2 separate regions of the Mus musculus genome follow, and region 1 is linked to region 2. The links are chromatin loops, found by intact Hi-C in ENCODE. Cell type or tissue: left cerebral cortex. All regions are shown on one strand.

Region 1 (8,000 bases), 940 kb before region 2:
AATAACTCCCCAGGACGTATCTAAATACCTTGTTAGCATGGAGAACTCTGTGTTCCATATTATGTGACCAGTGGTCACGTTCCTTATGTGGGGAACAGTGGTTATGTGTTCCAGGCTGGGAATCTTATCAGATGTAAGTGAAAAACTATCATCATCATGTACGAGGTGTTGGGGTTTCTGAATTCACTCAACCTTACCTAGTTTCCTGGCACAGTCCACATCCCCCACATGTGTTAATAATTTCCTCCTGCGCATGTATTACTTTATGGCTAAGTGTGTGATATAATCTCTGCTTCTGATGGGAAGCTCTGGTGGACCATTGTTAACCACTCAGTTTCCACCAAGACCTAAGAATAGTTCAAGAGCTAGAGGAAAGCCTTCCAAGTATTTTCATAATTAGTACTGAGTTGGAGAGAGCTCAGTCAATTGTAATAGTGCTGGTTCTTGTTCCTACAAGAAAGAAAGCTAAGCAATGCTCCACTCTGTACATAGCAGCCTTATTTACCATTGCCAGAAGCCGGAAATAACCCAGATGTCCTTCAACAGTGGAATGGATACAGAAAATGTGATACATTTACACAGTGGATTATTACTCAGCTATTAAAAACAGTGACTTCATGAAATTCTTAGGCTTATGGATGGAACTAGAAAATATCATCCTGAGTGAGGTAACCCAGTCACAAAAGAACACACATTGCATGCACTCACTGATATGTGAATATTAACCCAGAACCTCGGACTACTCACGATACAATTCACAGACCACATGAAGCACAAGAAGACCAAAGTGTGAATACTTCAGTCCTTCTTAGAAGGGGAAACAAAATACCCATGGGAGGAGATAGAGAGACAAAGCATGGAGAAGAGACAGAAGGAAAGGCCATCCAGAGACTGTCCCACTTGAGGATCCATCCCATCTACAGTAACTAAACCCAGACAGTATTGTAGATGCCAACGAGTGTTTGCTGACAGCAGCCTGATATAGCTGTCTCCTGAGAGACAGTGCCTGACAAATACAGAGTTGAATACTCTCATCCAACCATTGAACTGGGTACAGGGTCCCCAATGGAGGAGCTAGAGAAAGGACCCAAGAAGCTGAAGGGTTTTACAACCCCATAGGAAGAACAACAATATCAAACAACCAGTACCCCTAGAGCTCTCAGGGACTAAACCACCAACGAAAGGGTACACATGGTTCCAGTCACATATGTAACAGAGCATGACCTGGTTGGTCATCAATGGGAGGAGAGGCCCTTGGACCTGTGAAGGCTCTTTGGCCCAGCGTAGGGGAATGCCAGGACTAGGAACCCAGAGATGATGTGTTGGTGAGCACGGAGAGGGGGTAGGGATAGAGGGTATTCAGAGGGGAAACCAGGAAGGTGTATAATATTTGAAATGTAAATAAAGTAAATATCTAAGAAAGTAAGCGAGAGAGAGAGAGAGAGAGAGAGAGAGAGAGAGAGAGAGAGAGAGAGAGAGAACCAATACGCAACACCACCGCAGCTTTTGCATTTGTTTTAGCCTCCAGCTCCTGTCCTGCTCGAGTTCCTGTCTTGACTTCCTTCAGTGATGAACAGTGGTGTAGAAGCTTATAGCAAATAAAGCCTTTTCCTCATCAACTTGAGTTTGGTCATAGCATTTTATCAGAACAATCATAGCCCTAATTAGGAGACAAATCGGTACCAGGACCATTGCTGTGACAAATCTGACCGTGCTTTGGGGAGGATTGTGGCAGGACATTGGAACTTTGCCCTAAAATATCATTCAGTGTTTAAAACTCAGAATGCTGTTCTGTAGGAATTTGGCAGATAAGAATTTTCAGAGAAGTACAGATGGTGGAAGCCTGGCTTCTGAAGTTGTAGAGGGATGCAAAGACTCAACTAGGCCATTTGTGTGAAGAGTCTGTGGTGTCTGGTCAGTAGGAAATGGGCGATTTGCTTTGATTAACGGGAGACTAGAACCACTAAAGACAAACTTTTGCTTAGTTGGGATATCCCATGTTAGTCAAGTGGGATTGAAGGTCAGCTTTTTTTCAGGAGAAACTGGCATCATTGAGATGAAATATTCTGGGAAGTGTCTCCTCAGGGTCAGCTCACAGAAGCTATGTTTCAGAGATGGCTAAGTTTTTACCTTGGGCTGGAAGTGTAAGCGTCACCCATGTATTAGTTTTGAAGCCATGAAAGGGCTATGTGAAGTAGCTGCCCTGTATGGCAGGATTGGAGTTCCTAAAGAGAACCCACAAAAAGCTATTGATGAAATTACAGGTCAGTTGTAACAAAATACCCAGCAATTTAGAGATGGGATGACCTTCAAGAAAAGCAGCAGCCATGGAGTTAAGAAAGTTGAGTCTAGAAGACAAGATCTGTGTGCTATAGAAGTGTATATAGAGAGGTCATACAAGCCCTTTGGTAAAGCGAAGATCCTGAGTAGATCCCAGACACTGATCATTCGTTATTTATATAATTAAACTTTGGATTTTCTTTAAGTGTATGATGACTGTGCCCTAGTTATTCGTTTTTGAAATAGGAAAGTATTTATCTGATTGTTGACTATATAGGAGCTTGTGGTTCCGGAAACTTTCAATTAAAAGACAACACCAACAACAAAAATTTGGAGTTTTTAAAGAGACTGAATTTTAAAAGTGTTTAGATTTGTGAGACTGTTGGAAAGTTGTGGCTTAATATTGATATGTTTGTGTGTCAACTTTAAAGTGGTTAATTATGGTGGCTACTTTTATGTTAAGTTGACACAATCTTGAGTCATCAGAGAAGAAGCTTCCTTATGTGGGAAATCATCTCCAAAAGGATGGACTGTAAGAAAGCCTATACATAGGGCGTTTTCTTAATTAGTGATCCATATGGGAAGTCTCTGCTATTGTGGGTGGTATCAGCCTGGGCTGGTGGTTTTGGGTTCTATAAGAAAGCAGGATGAACAATCCATAAAGATCAAGTCAGTAAGCAGCACTCCTCCATGGCATTTCCATCAGGCCATGCCTCCAGGTTCCTGCCCTGCTTGAGTTCCTCTTATGACTTCCATGAATGATGAATAACAAAGTGGAACTGTAGGTCAAATAACCCCTTCCCTCAGCATTTGGCTTTTGGTCCGGGTGTTTCATTACAGCAATAGTAAAACAAACTAGGGAACTATTGAAGATAAATATATTTTGACCTCGAGGACACCTTGTAGCTAAGGAAGTCCTTGATAAGTGTCATCAGGACACAAGAGTATAAGCACACGGACAGATTGAGAAACAGAGAAATGCATGCTGAGGTCACAAAGCTTGTTGTCTTTGGTGCTTACTTGTAAGCTTTGGACATCCAGTATGTCCAAGCTACGCCAGTAAGAATTTGCTTTATTTATGATCACACAGTCTGGTTATAATGCCACTGACACTATTTTTCTAGGTAAATAGGTATACGCAAGTATCAATGATAATTCCAAATTGTAAGCTTAATGGTGACAATTCTTTCCATATTTACTATACAAAATCCAAATTATGTTTTTTTTGTGAAAATACAACTAAAATAGAACTGAAATTATAAGTAAAAGTCACAGCTCATGTAAGTAATAGTTTGAGATACGTTCGTGATTAGATGATACTTGGAGAATTAATTATACAATGTATCTTTCTAATAAGACATTTTTAAAGTGACCACCAGAGGGCAACAGCACTCGGAACAGAATCCAATAAGGGAACATGAAAAAAAAAATCATTTATTCTAGTAGAAAAAATTAATAATTACCAACCATTCAAAACATGCAATGCAATAATCTATAACTAGACTTTAAATGATATGATTATTTTTACAATGAAAGCACATTTAAGGCTTTATTTCTAGCTCAGTGGTTTGATAAATTTACTTTGTCTAGAACATTCTCCCAGGCACATCTCATTTCCAAACCTCGGACATTAAGTTTGACTGCTCATATTATCCTGTGAAGGTAAGTTTAATTTTGTATTGTAGACTCACTAAATATATATATATATATATATATTTATATTAGTTTCCTTGAGTCAGCAAAAGTTTCTAGCTTGGAATAACACCATTCTTAATTTATATAAGTGGCTAGGCATGGCAAATTGGATAGTCAGTATTTATGTACTAAACAAGGTGATTTAAAAATGAAATTCCTCCTGCTCTGATAATTCAATCTGAATTATACAGAGAGAATTTCAAATTTACAGAGAGAAAGAAAAACAATAATATGGGAATTAATGAACTTATGTACTAAGTAAATGGAAAATAAAGTGAAGATAATAAGCAAAAGGGAGACTATGGGAAAAATAAAATTAATTATAAGAAAGTCTTTTATTAGTGTGAAAGTTGGATAAGAATGCAGGTGACTTCACACACATACACATGCACATGTACACACGTGCATGCACACACGCACACACAAATACACACATACACACACACACACACACACACACCCTTCCATGCCCATTTTTATTTTCTGAATAAATTCTGGCCAGACACATTATTTCTTAAAACATTTGTGATAATATCTTGGTTTTGTGTCTTATGTGTGTAACCTAATCTATTATAGTAATCTATTATTGTTAGAGCTTGACAGTGTCCTTTGCATGTGTGAAAAACTGTGACTTCGACCTTCTTCAGAAAGTGTCTGAGCCCTTGAGACCTCATAAAATCCCAAGCACTTGAAAAGCATCTATGTTCCTCCTTCATGACAGATTCTGTGACTCCGTATGCTCAAAAATTGTCTTCCTATTGTTTCTTGGGGTTTTTGGAATGTTCGTAATCTGGTTTGCTGATATGTACTAACATACTGGGCACGTTTATTTTGTTAGCATCGTCCTGCTCTATCAGACTCTACAAAGTGAAATGTTCAGGGCTTAAATAAAGGCTATGTTGACAGAAAACACAGCTGCTCTTACAAAGAACATTAAAAAATGTTTTAAACCAAATATAGATGATCAAAGCTCAGCTAACCCAGATTTAAGGTAACCTGAGTGTACTTCCCAAGAAGAAAATGTCTATGCACGTTTATGATCACAAAAGAAAGTCATAAATAGTACATTTACTATAATTATTGATAAAATAGTAAACAGGTAGGTAGTGTAGGGAAATCTGTACATTGTTCATTCTTTATTTTTTTAAGCATTCCGTGTTTAGGATTATAGGAAGATATAGTTTATTATACTTTGACAAACATTATAATGTCATGATTACTCAAAATATTCATAGAGTTTTTCATAGAGTTTTACATGTGGAAAGTAAATTCCTATCAAAGGGACTGAGGTCTACCAAGATAACTTTTTCTCCTTTCCCATAGCATTTCACATTTATGCATACATAAAATTGTACCCAGTTGAGTTTGAAGAGCATACAGTATGTCTAATTCAGACTCAGCTTCTTTGGAAACGTCAGTTCCTTAGTTTGTCCTCTGGAAGATTCCTTAAGTATCTCATGAACACACTTACTTTAAAGCATATGAATATCCTGGCAAAGATAATTTGTCTCTTTAGAATACATATTTTCTTGTAACATAGTGCATGTACCTGCAAGTGTCTTGGTGCTACCTCCATTTGGAAGTACTATATAAACGCCACAGTTTATGTTTTGAGAAAAGGTTTGTAGTTCTCAGAGAAAGTCTGTCTTGTTTTAAGCAAGGGATCCCGAGTCACTGCTACAAAGAACTTTACTCAACTATTTCTTCTATTCTTTTCAATACTCCATTAACAATTAACCAGAAAGCCTATAAAGTATGTCATAATTTCCCTAAAACCATCTGCTTTTCTTCTTCTTTCCTGCCATTCTCTTGTGTCCATACATTGATGTACATACACTGCCTCTTAACTCTTCTATCTGTTCTTCTTTTCTCCCAGTGTATTGATTTACAAAATATAGAGCTTTCTTTAAGTAATTAAAATGTAAATTAAATCTCAGTTTAGGCTCAATGGTCATGAATGATCTGCCACATATTCAAAATAAGAAACTGATTTTGTAGCCGGGCAGTGGTGGCCCACGCCTTTAATCCCAGCACTCGGGAGGCAGAGGCAGGCAGATTTCTGAGTTCGAGGCCAGCCTGGTTTACAGAGTGAGTTCCAGGACAGCCAGGGCTACACAGAGAAACCCTGTCTTGGGAGAACAAAACAAAGCAGCTGAAAGTTCAAAGTGGACAGCTTAGGCCCGACCCAACATTGACTAGCATATGTGTATGTGTATGTATAATTATGTATACAATTATAAGAGCATACACCTAAACTCTTGAAAACTAGTGAAAGAACATTTGAACAAGGCTCCTCTCAGTTTTAAACCATTCCGTTTTCTTAGAAAATTGAGTTTGTTGCTTGTACTTATCCTCTGAGAGTCAGTTTAAATGGAAGGGATTCAAGTATGTATTCAATTTAAATTGCTCTCTAGCCAAACTTGCTTCAAAATTTCAACCATCCTGATATTCTATCTATGTGATTCTAATCAACAATGGGGATTTAAACTGAGCTTGTTGTTGCTTCTTCTAAACTTTAATTCAGATGATATTCCAATATCCTCATCACCTTTGACATAAAATATGGTGCATGTTGAATACATGGCAGCTAGAATACAGTGGCTTGAAAATAGAAATAAGATACAATATAAAATTGCTGTGATGATGGACCTTAGATTTTGCAAAAGTTTATTTGAATCTCAGCTCTTTAGCTCTCCTGAAATCTTTCCTTTAGAAATCTCTAAGAAAAAAAAAAAAGAAAAAGAAATCTCTAAGAAACATTTTCTTTTTTGAATTTTATTTTATTTTCTACTTATTCACTTTACATCTATCCATTGCCCCCTTCTGGTCACACTCTCACATAATTCTTCTGTCTCCTCCCCTACTCCTCTGAGTGGGTGGGGCCTCCCTGGGTATCCCCCCCGACTTCTGGAGTTAGGAGGTTGGTGGGACACTCTAGAATGCATCAGAGACCTGGGAGATGAGAGACTTTCAGGACTCCAAGGCAGGGGCCTTAGATGAAATGCCAGACATTAGGGAGAGGCAACTTATAGTGCCCACCTCCAGCAGGAAGACAAGGCATCAGATGAAGGAGGGGTTTTCCATCACATAATCAAAACTCTGACCCATAATTGTTCCTGCCTGAAAGAATTACAGGGATGGAAATGGAGAGGGGCCTGGGGAAAGGAAGATCCAGTAATAAACCCAAAGTGGGTTCCAGCTTAAGATGAAGTCCCAAGCCTGACACTATTACTGAGGCTATGGAGCACTCACAAGAAGGGAACTAACATAACTGCACTCCAGAACACACAACAAGCAGCTGAAAGAGTCAGATGCAGATATTTGCACCCAACCAATGGACAGAAGCTGCTGACCCCTGTGGTTGAATTAGGGAAAGGCAGAAAGAAACCGAAGAGGAGGGTGATCCTGAAGAAGGACCAGCAGGCTCAATTAATCTGGACCCTCGAGATCTCTCAAACACTGGACCACCAAAGAGGCCCCCAACACACATACAGCAGAGGACTGCCGGGTCAGTGTTCATTCAGAGATGATGTACCTAACCCTCAAGAGACTGGAGGCCCCAGGGAATTTAGAGGTCAGGTGGGATGGGAGCCAGAAATACCTCATGGAGACAGGAGACAAGGGGGTGGGGAGGAGGTATGAGATGTAGAATATTCAGCGGATGGACAGGGAGTGTGGTGAATAGAATATGGAGTATAAAAATAAGTGAAATTTGTTAATTCTGGATGTTATTTTTTTATGTAGCATCTATTTTTTTTAGACATTTACCTAGTGTGATTGCATACATGCACTCAAGTACACTCCCATACACGCATGCCTTGGTGTCATTTAGGGATCCAAGGACAACCTGCAAGGGTCAGTTGGCCCTCTGTCTCTATCAAGTGCATCAAAAGGATTGAACTCAAGCCATCAAGTCTTGGCTTCAAGTACTTTTATTCCCTCTGAGCGATGATCTTGCTCTCCAGAAATTCTCTCTCTCTCTCTCTCTCTCTCTCTCTCTCTCTCTCTCTCTCTCTCTCTCTCTC
Region 2 (8,000 bases):
ACCCTAGAAGTGCATACCAAAAGGAGTCTGATATGGCTGTCTCCTGAGATGCCCTGCCAGATCTTTACAAATACAGAGGCAGATACTTACAGCCAACCATTGGACTGAGTATGGGATCCCCAATAGAGAAAAGACTGGAGGAGTTGATGGGGTTTGCAACCCCATAGGAAGAATAACAATATCAAACAACCAGACCCTCCAGAGTTCCTTGGGACTAGGCCATCAACCTAGGAGCACACATGGCTCCAGCTGCATATCTAACAGTGTATGGCCTTGTTAGCCATCAATGGGAGGAGAGGTCCTTGGTCCTATGAAGGCTCTATAGATATCCCAGGGTAGGGGAGTTGAAGGTGGGGAGATGGGAGTGGGTGAGTGGGTCAAAGAACTTCCTCATAGAAGCAGGGGGAGGGAGGATGGGATAGGGGGTTTCAGGGAAGAGGTGGAAACTGAGAAAGGGGTAACATTTGAAATGTAAATAAAGAAAATATCCAATAATAAAAAAGATACAAGCATTAGTATGGGTTCCCATTATATATTTAGTCAAAAATTTTCCATGAATATCAGTGTAGTTCACAATTTTGTCCTGCCAGAAGTCTGGCATTTAGCATTAAATATCATCAATGCATTCCAGTAATTCCTTTGTGAAATTAAATTTAAGAATCCTTTTGGTTTTCTACCTTCTAAGCACATAGTCTGTTTGAGAAGTAAACCCAGTTTTGTGAACAGCATTGTTCTCAATGTGCACAGTTCATTCTATTCCATATATGTGATGTGAGAATGGGATTTTCATACACTCACTCGGCTTTTTAAAGTATGTATTTAGGGAAGGACAACAAATATCTTATTCTTATGTGGCCAAGAGGTTGCTGACATTTCATTGTTCAGGAAAATCATATTGACCAAGAGAATTTTGAAAAGATATATTTGGGAATCTGTAGTAATATCTCACAGCATTCATGTATTAGTGTTTCTTAGAGAGGCTGGCATCTGAGGCTGTGGAGTAAATAGGGTCTGTTTTCCTCATCCAATGTGGGTTGACAGAGGTTCTCATAAGTTGACCATCTATACTAGCTAGAGAACAGAATGAAAAGAAAACGAATAGAAGAGATTCTATGCTATATTTTCTAAAGCTACCCAGATTTACTTCTTTTGAAAATCTGCAGGATTTTAAGGCTTGGATAATCCAATGGTCCTCATATATCTCACAATTTTGTCCTCAGAATTTTACCATCATCTTTCCTCATTATTATGATCTTAGGTAGAACTGGGCTCCCATAACCTATGCCTGTTGCTTTTCCCCTCACAGATTGCCAATCATAAGAGTGAGGTAACCCAATCACAAAAGAACACACATGATCTGCACTCACTGATAAGTGGATACTAACCCAGAAGCTCAGAATACCCAAGGTAACATTTGCAAAACACATGAAACTCAAGAAGAAGAAAGACCAAAGTGTAGATACTTTGATCATTCTGAGAAGGGGGAACAAAATACCCATGGAAGGAGTTACAGAGATAAAGTTCAGAGCAGAGACTGAAGGAATGACCATCCAGAGACTGCCCCACCTGAGGATTCATCCTATAAACAACCACCAAACCCAGACACTTTTGCAGATGCCAACAAGAGTTTTCTGACAGGAGACTGATATAGCTGTCTCCTGAGGGGCTCTGCCAGTGCCTGACTAATACAGAAGTGGATGCTCACAGTGATGCATTGGACAGAGCACAGGGTCCCCAGTGAAGGAGCTAGAGATAGTGCCCAAGGAGCTGAGGGGGTTTGCAGCCCGATAGGAGGAACAACAATATGAACTAACCAGTACCCCCCAGAGCTCCCTGGGACTAAACCACAAATCAAAGAAAACACATGGAGGGACTCGTGGCTCTAGCTGCATATGTAGCAGAGGACGGCCTCGTTGGTCATCAATGGGAGGAGAAGCCCTTGGTCTGTGAAAGTTCTATACCCCAGTATAGGGGAATGTCAGGGCCAAGAAACAGTAGTGGGTGGGTTGGGGAGCAGAGGGAGGAGGGAGAGGATAGGGGATTTTCGGAGGGGAAACTAGGAAAGGGGATAACATTTGAAATGTAAATAAAGAAAATATCTAATAAAAAAAATCAGGGAAAAAAAAAGACATCTCAAACCCCACCGCCTCATCTATTAGTTAATCATCTATTCATCTACTGATAATAAACACAGGAATATTTGGAGAGGGGAGTTGACTCTTACCAATTTTCATGCCATGGTCAGTCTCTCTGCCAGGGGTGCCCAGGCACAGAATGCAAGCCAACCTAGAGAAGGCAGGGCAAACTCCTGAACAGAGAGTCCAGATGGGTGTCAGATGCTGCTACATCTGGACCAAAAGGGGAAGCAGCAGGTTCTGGGACAAATGCTCTGGCTTCCAGTCTTCCTCTGTAGCTTCCCAGAAGCCTGAAGCAGGCTGAGCCAGACCTTGACTTTGCTTACCACTAAGGAGATCACCTAGGGTGGAGCCTGCCTTCCTGGATCACTCTATTGTTCTGCCACTAACACTGCTGCTCCCTGCTGGGAGTTGGCCTAGCTGTTCCCGAGTCTACATCAGATCCTATATGTGGTCACCTGCAGCTGGGCTCAAAGGATGATTTGGTGGGAATGGGCTTTCCCCTCTCCTTTATAAAGTGTATCCTTCAATAAAAATTTGAACCTTGAGCAGACTAGCTTGTTTTGGTTCCATTATTTCTCTACCTGCCTAGATTCCCTCTTCTCTTCCAGTTCCGAGATGCCTCCCAGGCTTGAACCCGCACATAAGAGCCGCAGGCCTGCCCCAACATTCCTCTCTGGGTACCCAGGTACTGCAGGTTTGCTGCTGGGAGAGGAAGTCAGGAACCATCTGTAATCCACTTTTCCCCTCCAGGCATCTGTATGCCAGGCAGAGAGAGAAAAGCAGATCCTGGGACAAGTGGATCTGGTCTGATTGGGAGGTAGTACTGAGTACTGGAGGGGCAGGAGGAAAAAGTTTATCTGGAAAATTTGGCCACCACTCTTTTAAGGGAAGGCTTTCCTGGAGGCAATCTTTAATGAAGTAACTCTCTGAGCTAATCCTTTCTTTGGGATGAATCCGGGATTATTCTTAAAATAAGGAATGCGCAGAAAGGGAGAGTCGTTGGCTTATGATATTTTATACCTCATTAGCATGGAGAAGCATTTCGGGAATCTCAGCTGTTAGCTGAATGGGTTCTTATGTGACTCACATCACTGGGGATATGAAACCTGAAGAAGCCACTTCCTGTAGCCAAGCAGGCACCACAGTAGAGCAAAAGAGACACCAACCTACCCACTAAACTTTCAACCCAAAATGTATCCTGTCTGCAAGAAGTACAGGCACAGGGGATGGAACAGAGATGGAGAGAATTATCAGTCAATAACCAGCCCAACTTGGGACCCATCTCATGGACAAGCACCAATCCCTGACACTATAAATGGCATTGTGTTATGCTTGCAGACAGGAACATGTTGTCCACTGAGAGGCTCGACCCAGAAGCTGACTCAGACAGACACAGACACCCACATCCAAACAGTGGGTGGCTCTTAGGGACTCTTATGAAAGAATAGGAGGAAAGATTGCAGGACCCAAAAGGAACAGGAATTCCACAGGGAGACCAACAGAATCAACTAACCTGGACCCTTGGCTCTCTCAGATTCTGATCCACCAACCAAGGAACATACACTGGCTGGGCCAAAGCTTCCCCAGATATATGCAGCATATGTGCAACTTGGTCTTCATGTGGGTCCCTAAAAACTGAGAGGTGGCCATCCCAAAAACTGTTACCTGTATGTGGGATATATTCTTCTAGCTGGGCTGCCTTGTCTGGCCTCAGTGGGAAAAGAAGCACCTATTACTACAGGGACATAAAGTGCCAAGTGTGGAGGTATAGGGAAAGGGGCCCAACTCAGTGTAGAAAGGGAGTGAGGATGGGGGAAGGATTGTGGTAAGAGTGTCCAAAAGGGAGGCAGTGAGCAGGATGTAAATTGAGTAAGTATAATATTAAATTAAATTAAAAGAAAAGAGAGGAAGTTGAATTGGTAATCTTAACTAAGCTTGTATGACATTCTGTAGTAGAGGTGTGGGGGCTTGAACTCCTCAGACAAGGTCAGAGGAGGAGAAGCCCGACCAATAAAGGGAGTCCGCCATATAACTCCAAGCCCTAGATGGCTATCTGGAAAATGGTAGTCTTTGACCTTAGTTAACAGAGCTTTTCCACAATCAATGTTTTAATCCTTTTGGAATTGATCATTTGCTTTAGTTTTGAAGCTACTTTTCAAAGGGTAAAAACATGCATTAAATCAATACAGAGTAAATTAAGCTAATTTGCAAGAAAATCAGAAAATACTGTATATGAATAGCAAGTATTTCTTCCTAGGGTAGTAGAAATGCTTAAAGAATTATTAAGAAGTTTAAATACATATACATATATACATATAAAGAAGTTTGAATTGAATTCCCATACAGTGGGGAATAATGAACAGAGGCTATGATACAAAAAATCTCAGAGCCAGCTATGAGTTATGATTCTTTAAGATATTGATCAGTAAGGTTACCAGGATATTCTCAAATATTACAGGTTATTGTCATTGTTCTAGATTGTTAAATACATGAAATTGTTAAGTCAATGACATTGAGAAATCAAGCCAGTACAACTAGTAATGTTTATCCTTTATGGCTAGCTTTCATACTTATGGAATGTTCTGTGAGTCCTACTTAAAGATAGGTTAGTTCTCAAATGTGTCACGGAACTTTGAAATTTGTCAGCTATAATAATGCATGCCCCATGAATGTTTTTTTTTCCAGTAATGTAAGAGAAACGAGTATTCATGGGTAACAAGCCACTCTCTAATTATATTTAAAGCTAGTTCTATGTGATGAAACTTATGATTGGTATTGTTAACTGGGCAAAGAACATGTGACTGGTTAGGTTAGAGTACCCATGAGAGAACCAAGTATTCAGCTACATGGAAACAACAATAAACTTTCCTCTAAATTCTTTTCTTTTCATCCATAGATTAGTACATCTCTCAAGTCTCATCAAGGAAACTACTTTTTGCAGCAGATCTACATCTGAATAACATGCAGGGATCAACTCTAGCTGGGACATCTATATCACACTCTTCAGTCCAAAGGCTTAGAAATCAACAGAAAGAGGGGAAAGTAAAGAAAGTAAAAGCCAGAAGTAGTGGTTATTGAGGCCAAAACAATGTTTGCTGGACATGACAAGGCAATTTGCATGTGATATTACATATGCTCAGCTTTTCACAAGATTAAAATTGCTATGATACCAGCATGAACAAAGGGAGAAGTTCTGAAGTCCTACCACTCTCTGAGAAATAATTGGCAATTGAGGGCTCCTGGAAGGAGAGGAGAGTCAGCTTCAGTTGGAAGATACCCATGGCTTAGTAGATTATCCTACACCTGTGAGTACCAGAGCAGCACTGATGGGCTCTGTGCTGTGGGAAATCCGAAAAGAATTGGAGAGGAGGAAAGGCAGGCATAAAGTTGATCATAGCACATTTTATGTATGCATAAAATTCTCCAACAACAAAAATCAAATATAAATCAAAATGAGTGAAATCAGGGTATTCGAGTACCATTCTTTTAGAAGTCCCAAGAACCAAATGAGAACACTTTTGGCTCCTTATGTTTAAACAATCTTAAGTAAAATGCATAATTGTCATATGTGAGAAATTTAAAGATCCCAAAGCAAAGATAGCAGTGAGAAACATTTCTGCAAATTATGTGGGAAAAGAGTCCAGTCACCTAACCAAGACAATGACTAACAAGCAGAGAACAAACTTTTGGTTAGAGCTTTAGTTTATCACCCAAGACCCAGAGATGAGAAGTAAAATAAATTTTCTAATGTTTAAATTTTAAAAATTAAGATAACATTACATCATTCCACTTCTTTCCCCCTCAACTATTCTAATTTCTTCCCTCCCACTTGCAAATTCCTAGATGTTTTCTGTTTTCTGGTGTGTTTAGTGTTGGAAATTTAATCTATGGCAATTACTAATTCTTGTGATGAAGTTCCAGTAGTGAACAGTTATATGGACTTTATTTAGGTATGTCAGGAAAAGTTTGCATGAGTACAAGTATATTTAAATAAATTCACATGAAATGTCGCTGTTTTCTTCACCTAAACAAACAGTAGATGTTATAATTGTACATCATTTAAGAATGGGCAGTGGAAGAGAGTATACAAATAGGGTTGGCCTTGCTGGTTACAGATCTTAAAGACTGTCTGCACACATATGGATTCCTAGTTTCCTATAGATTAACAGTATGTTGAAATCAGATTATGCAGTTACATTTACGGCAAAAGCCTATGAATGTCAACAGAAAACAACAGTGAGATCCTTAATTTTCTATATCATGATACTATTCTCTCAAAAGAACTCCACATTCAAATTGAAACAAACACAAACATGATAAACTGAGCCAATGACTTGTGGTAGCAAGCTAGTGACATTTAAAGTAGTTTAACTCTTGCATGCTAACACATGTGTGAATTTATAGTGCCTGTATGGTCTGCTTTTTTGTGTCAACTTTACATAAGCTGGGGTTATTACAAAAAAAAAAAAAAAAAAAAAAAGGATCTTCCCTTGAGGAAATGCTTTCATGAGATTCAATTGTAAGGCACTTTCTCAATTACTGATCAAGGGTGGGAGGGCCTATTGTAGGTGGTGCCATCCCTGGGCTGGTAGTCCTGGGTTCTATAAGAAAGCAAACTGAGCAAGCCAGGGGAAGCAAGCCAGTAAAGAACATCCCTCTATGGCCTCTGCATCAGCTCCTGCTTCCTGACCTGCTTGAGTTCCAGTCCTGACTTCCTTTGGTGATGAACAGCATTGGGGAAGTGTAAGATGAATAAACCCTTTCCTCTCCAACTTGCTTCTTGGTCATGGTGCAGGAATGGAAACCCCGACTAAGACGGTTCCTGAATGCAGGTATCTGAAGCAGGGCAGAAGAAGATATCCCATATTTTAGAACTGGAGTTACAGACAGTATTAGTTGACATTGATTCTGTGAACTGAACTCAAATTCTCTGGAAAGGCAGGAAGCACTCTACACTACTGAGCCCTGGTATCAGTCATAGTTCATATTTCTGTAGATATTTTATTTTATAGTCTCTGTTCTGAACCTCTCTCAACTGAACCCTTGACTTTGCCTTTTGATTATCTAAGTATTATTTCTGTTTATCTATAATAACTAAATAGATCTCCCTGTGTTTAGATCCTGCTCATTTTGATTTTCTAAATATAATTTTGCATTTTATAAACTACATTAGGATATTCATTTTTGTTATTTTCTGAAGAAAATTCAACATTCAAACAATATAAAATATCATTCAAACAATATAAACCATCAATCCACCAATACCTGTTTTGAGAAATGATGCCTTCTACGCTAAACCTGAATTCTGTAAGTAACGAATTTTCAGTTTGAATGTTTGCTTTCATCTCTTCTTACTGAGCAATGAATCTTGGTCAGGCTTTAGTTCTCACATGGACTTTTAAGATAACTGAAACAATATCTTCCAAAATAAAAGTTTATATCTATAATAATTTCTTCTATGATTTCTGAAGTCTGTCACAATTGCATCTGTAACATACGGCTGAGGATTTTACAGCTCTTCTGCTCCAGTCCCTGGCACCACTGTCTAGCATTCTTTTTGCTGTATTCAATATGAAGGGTTAAATTCTAAAATGTTTAACCACTGAAGTTCTAGAATTCAGCTATCCATTTATTGTTTTGAGCTTATTACATAGGGATGCAGCCAGAGGCAGAGTTTTAGTTGAAGTACACTGTCCCTTTGTTTGTTAAAGGTCAGGGGTCAATTGCCAATCCTTGCTATAATGCAGACATGAGCCCTTTTTTTGATATTTATTAACTCTTACTCTAGCCTCATTCTATGTTATCATCTTACTTGGGCTGCTTGGTTCCCTGACCTGCTTCTTCATATTGTGGCATGCTGCT

The links. A loop is a pair of places that touch in the nucleus more often than their neighbours do. Peaks named below come from ENCODE experiments on the same cell type or tissue, not always from the same donor. Only the 100,000 strongest peaks of a DNase experiment are listed, where the experiment ranks them.
Region 1: it touches region 2 in a loop (2.8-fold over the local background); 5 of 42 quality-filtered maps call a loop at or near these places.

The regions. Positions count from the first base shown.
Region 1 is chr15:20,399,453-20,407,452 of GRCm38, reverse strand. No RefSeq gene overlaps it. Among named protein-coding and RNA genes, the nearest start is that of Gm25976, 220 kb to the right of the region's middle. In left cerebral cortex, a CTCF peak has its summit at 3,661 (motif pointing right); a DNase peak (open chromatin) is centred at 3,667.
Region 2 is chr15:19,458,697-19,466,696 of GRCm38, reverse strand. No RefSeq gene overlaps it. Among named protein-coding and RNA genes, the nearest start is that of Gm35496, 280 kb to the right of the region's middle. In left cerebral cortex, no CTCF peak of the experiment used is centred here; DNase peaks (open chromatin) are centred at 3,224 and 3,493.